Linked DNA regions of Homo sapiens: region 1 is linked to region 2. Evidence: chromatin loops called from intact Hi-C (ENCODE). Cell type or tissue: IMR-90. All regions are shown on one strand. Links, peaks and the distances in the headings refer to the core of each region. The heading gives the core; the rest is flanking DNA. Region 1 overlaps KRAS (KRAS proto-oncogene, GTPase). Region 2 has its middle 4.8 kb from the start of LMNTD1.

Region 1 (2,823 bases), core at 79-2,578, 320 kb before region 2:
CCTCAGCCTCCCAAAGTGCTAAGATTACAGGCATGAGCCACCATATCTGGCTTATTTCTACTAATTTCTATATTAAGATCCCAATAATTTAACTGTTCCATAACCTACACATTATGAAATAATAATGGTTAAGAGACGCCAGAAATGTAATGCTCTTAAGTATAAAGCCTCTAAATTAAGTCATATATAATTAGCATGATTGCCTAGAAACACTGCTCTTCAAAATAAAGTGGGCCATCCATATCCATGGGTACTGCATCTACAGATTCAACCAATTATGGATAAAAGATATTCTGAGGAAAAAAATCCATGAAGTTCCGAAAAGTAAAACTTGAATTTGCCATGTACTGAGTACTACGTTGAACCCACATGAATGAACTGATGTGCAGGCATTGTAATAGGTATTACAAGAAATCTAGAGATACCTAAAACTAATAAGCTCCATGAAGGCAGGAATCTGGTCTGTTTTGCGCCTCAGTGTATCTCTAGCCCACAGGAAGACTGCATGGTACAAAGTGGGCAGTGAAGAACATTTCTAGGATTAAGGAATTAGTTGTATTGTTAAAACCAGAATCTTAGGAGATTCCAAACCATAAAATCATTTTTTCCTTTCACTTAATTCCATTACCAACTTCCATTTGTATGTTTTTAAATCTTTGGATTTATAAAAACCCAAGGTAGAAAAAAACCATGACCAGTAAAGTTTTATATTCAGGTCTTAATAAATACTTATTCTTAATTTGACCTAAATACAGTACCTGAGTTTTCTGTTTATTCTAAAAATCAGGTGCTCACAACTATTCTACAGTCCTATAAAACTCTACAAAATGTGCACTTTCACAATTTGCCACTTCTGAATAGGACCCTCCTATCATCCCCTGTAACACACCACCAAGCCTTGGACTCCATTAAGCAGCTCCTGAGTGCATGCAAAGAAGCTCAGAGAGCCACACTGCTGCCTTTTAGTCCCTTCAACAAAGTAAGCTCAGTAAGTGTTAACAACTGAACCACCCTATTTTCTTATATACTGCCTCGTTTCCTTTCTTAGTTCACTATACTCACCTACTTAGTTAGGCCTAACTAATACAGACAGTAATCTTTATATTAATATTAGCAGAGAGCAAAAATGATACGAAATCAATCATATAAGACTTTTAAATAAAACGAATATATTTATAAATTGATGCCACCCATAATTTAAACAGCGAAACTACACAAACTTAGGATTTCACTGTTACTTGTTATAAAGCAAATAATTTGACCAGTAGAGGGCACTCACAAAAGTGGGGAGAGCTTCACAGCCTTGAAGAGAAATGATTTATAAAATTGCTGTGTGTCTCTGATTTTAAAAACAGAATGTTTTAATAGAAGACTGGAGTAAGCTAACATATCATTAACGTACAAAAGTTAAAGTTTAAATCTTTGTTATACTTGAAAATCTAACATAAACCTTATGTCAGGGACATGAATTTGACAATTTAAAGGATGTTTAAAGCTACAGGTTAACATATCAAGGTTTGGATCTTAACACCATTGAGGTTTGGGGTCAGATAACCCTGTTGTGGGGGCTTTCCCGTGCACTGCAGGAAGTTTAATATTAGGTTGGTGCAAAGGTAACTGCAGCTTTGCCATTTAAAGTAATAGCATCTACTCAATAGATGCCAGTAGCAGTACTCTCTCCCCAAGTTGTGGCAACCAAAAACATCTCCAGATGTTGCCAAATGTCCCCTGGAGGGCAGTCACCCAACCATCCCTCATTGATTACTAAAGATATATGTATAAACTCAGAAGAATAGCAGCTTACAAATTACATAAGGCTTTTCTTATACCAGTCTTCAGTATCAGTTTAATTTTACAAATTTTCTCTCTATAATCTACATACTTCATTCGTAGGTAAAATGAATTCTACAATGAACATGGAAAAATAAAAATAAAATAAAAATTAAAATAAACCTTGGTAAATAAATACTCTACAGCTCAGAACACTAAAGATGAAACAAACCAATCCAATGATTAATCTGGTCTTCCTTACTGAATAGGAAACTGTTCCATCAAAGAGGGGCATAATACTTGAACTGAATTATAAGTGCCACAATAAAAGCATGCTGATGTCAAACAATTAGAGCCTGGGAAAAAATACTTCCTGCTATATTTATTCTTACTAGCATATTATATACAGTAGATACTTAATATATATTTGGTAAGTGATCAACTAATCATTCTGATCTCTGTAACTACCTACATTTTTTTAAAACGAGACTTTTCCTCTTCCACCAAATTTTACCTTAGAAAAAAAACTTCAGGGTTTTGATAATAAATGATCTCTGAACTATAAAGGTATATATTTCTAGCCAAGTATTGTGTTTGGGGGCTATTTTGAGTTTTCAATAATCTTGCCCTAATAACGAGGTATTTCATTATCTCTTTAGTGGGCTTCATAAAAGATAACAATATATACTTCACAATACAAGTAAAGGTGATTATGTGCACAGCCTCGAATACAAACATACTCCATCTATGTGTCATACCTGAATGATTTTACATCATACCTCTGCCACTAAGTTGCCATTAGATAGCAGGCTAAGTTCAAATTTTGGTATACTTACAAATCTGAATTAGTCTCCATTAGTAAATATTTTCTTAATTTGAAAGATAGCTAATTTTCAGTTTTAAAAAGTTATACAAGAGTACAGTGCAAATTCTACTTAACTTGGTCTCAGAGAATTTAAATTGAAATCCTACCACTTATTAGCTACGTATCCTTAGATGAGTTACAACCTCTCAGAGACATTATTGAAAGAAACAATAGCCACCCTCCTTACT
Region 2 (2,823 bases), core at 107-2,606:
GTGGGTCAAATTAGGGTAATGAAAACTGAGTTTCATGTTGTGAGATTTCTACCTTAAGAAAAAATTAAAAGTGGCAAAATTCCATATTCTTAAGTTTAAAAAACAGACAAAATATTACATATACACAATTTTTAAAGATTTGAAGAACACAAAGAACTGGCTTTATATATTTTAGTTCTCTGCCTCCACATGTGGAGAAGATTTGCACAGCAAGAGATTTTATTAAATTGGTAATACAAATAAAATGTCTTGTGTGAATGAAGGCAGCATATATAAAGATAGTTTTCTTCCCCTCTCAGGCCATGGGTAATATGCAGTTGAGTAATAATCAGTTCAGGACTACAATTTTAAACACTATGACATGTTCCATTATCTAAGATTCAAAGAGTTTGGAATACAATTGTAGGAATTCAATTTCATATTTACACCCACATAAAAATAGTATAAATTCCTATTATAAAGCCTTTTGCTAGTCCAAAAATGTACTCAGTCAATTCATTTCTTTTACACAGATCCACGTGTAATAACAGCCTCAGACACAGATGCTATTATTTTACCTTCAAGTTAGAGTCACATTAAGCTCCTACGAGGGGTATTTCAAGAGAGGCTAGAGGACATGTATTGGAAGTTTCAAGTTTCAGACAGTTTGTTCAAAGTAATCTTCATGGAGCTTCCCAATCACAAAATCCTGTTGAAAAACAACACTAAGGTCTTAGATCTGCATTTCTGAGGCTGAGTCTCAAACACTGGTTTGAATCCTCAGACATACCAATTTTAGCAATAGTTCAAAATAACTGTCTAATTACTTTACACATTACATGTATTTTAGGAGTAGTCTGTCTGCAAATCTTTTCTATTCATACTCTTTAGAGGAATATAGCACTTATTTTTCCAAGTCAAGTCAGGACACCTCAGACTTGTTCAGGAGACAAAGATTCATAACATTTGCTCTTATTTGCAGAACACTATATTCTGTATAGTAATTTTTAAAAAAATACAAACCAATACATTTATTTCACCTATACTCTTTTAATCTATCTTATGAAATCACAACCACCAGCCCATGTGTCTTGAAACAAAATAACACCCAACAAATGGTTGAACCAAGAGCAAATAGTTAATTTTGAGGTTTCCTATTGATATAAATTTGCAGTTTCATTTTCTTCTATCATATATGGGCAATCTCTAGCAGAAAAGTAGTCTGGAGCCAAAGCCTGTAACACATTATTGGAGAACAATTTGAATTGAGAAATTCTATTCATTAGCTTTTATTCCCTCTGCAAACAGGATAAAGGCAGTCATTATTCAACATAACAGCCAAATATTGATTCTCTAGTTTATGGAACACTAGCGCCCCCTAGGAACCCTGTTTAAAATATGTAAAAATTTTAACCTATGAGAGGAGCACTCAATTAAAGGAGTAAGAAAGATCAGTATCAGTTGTAATGTCTCCTTTTTCATCTCTGACTTTATTTATTTGGATCTTCTCTTTTATTCTTAGTCTGGCTAAAGGTTTGTCAATTTTGTTTAACTTTTCAAAAAACCAACTTTTTGTTTTATTGATCTTTTGTATTGTTTTCATTTCAGTTTCATTTGTTTCTGCTCTGATCTTTATTATTTCTTCTACTGATTTTGGGTTTGGTTTGCTCTTATTTTTCTAGTTCTTCAGATGCATCATCAGACCTGTTATTTGAAATTTTTCTTCTTTTTTGACGTAGGCACTTACAGCTATAAAATTCCCTCTTAGTACTGCTTTTGCTATATTCCATAGGTTTTGGTATATGTGTTTCCATTATTTGTTTCAAGAAATTTTCAATTTTCTTTTTAATTTCCTCATTGACTCACTGGTCATTTAGGAGCATATTGTTTAATTTCTATGTTGTATTAGTCTGTTCTCATGCTGCTAACAAAGACATATCCGACACTGGGTAATTTATAAAGAAAAGACGTTTAATGGCCTCACATTTCCACATGGCCGGGGAGGCCTCACAATCATAGCGGAAGACAAAGGAAGGGCAAAGGGTTGTCTCACATGGCGGCAGGCAAGAGAGCATGTGCAGGGGAACTCCCTTTATAAAACCATCAGATGTCATAAGACTTAGTCACTATCATAAGAACAGCATGGGAAAAACCCACCTCCATGATTCAATTACTTCCCATTGAGTCCCTCCCATGACACGTGGGGGTTACTACAATTCAAGGTGAGATTTGGGTGGGGACACAGAGCCAAACAATATCACGTGTATTTGTATAATTTCCAAAATTTCTCTTGTCATTGACTTACAGTTTTTTTTTTTGAGACAGTCTTTTTTTTTAGAATGCTAATCCCCCAATTTTATTTAATCACTATACTTCCTGCATAATTATTATAATTATTATTATACTTTAAGTTCTAGGGTACATGTGTACAACATGTGGGTTTGTTACATATGCATACACATGCCATGTCGGTATGCTGCACCCGTTAACTCGTCATTTACATTAGGTATATCTCCTAATGCTATACCTCCCCCCTGCCCCCACCCCATGAAAGGCCCCAGTGTGTGATGTTCCCCACCCTGTGTCCGAGTGTTCTCATTGTTCAATTCCCACCTATGAGTGAGAACATGGGGTGTTTGGTTTTCTGTCCTTGCAATACTTTGCTCAGAATGATGGTTTCCAGCTTCATCCACGTCCCTTCAAAGGACATGAACTCGTCCTTTGTTATGGCTGCATAGTATTCCATGGTGTATATGTGACACATTTTCTTAATCCAGTCTATCATTGATGGACATTTGGGTTGGTTCCAACTCTTTGCTATTGTGAATAATGCCGCAATAAACA

Evidence for each region. A loop is a pair of places that touch in the nucleus more often than their neighbours do. Peaks named below come from ENCODE experiments on the same cell type or tissue, not always from the same donor. Only the 100,000 strongest peaks of a DNase experiment are listed, where the experiment ranks them.
Region 1: it touches region 2 in a loop (2.6-fold over the local background); 4 of 110 quality-filtered maps call a loop at or near these places.

The regions. Positions count from the first base shown.
Region 1 is chr12:25,240,105-25,242,927 of GRCh38, forward strand. All of the region lies in intron 2 of KRAS (KRAS proto-oncogene, GTPase), which reads right to left. Among named protein-coding and RNA genes, the nearest start is that of KRAS, 9.4 kb to the right of the region's middle. In IMR-90, for the core only: a CTCF peak has its summit at 1,271 (motif pointing right); a DNase peak (open chromatin) is centred at 1,267; H3K27ac peaks cover 299 bases.
Region 2 is chr12:25,556,682-25,559,504 of GRCh38, forward strand. It overlaps a transcript of LMNTD1 not described here. Among named protein-coding and RNA genes, the nearest start is that of LMNTD1, 4.8 kb to the left of the region's middle. In IMR-90, for the core only: a CTCF peak has its summit at 1,357; no DNase peak of the experiment used is centred there.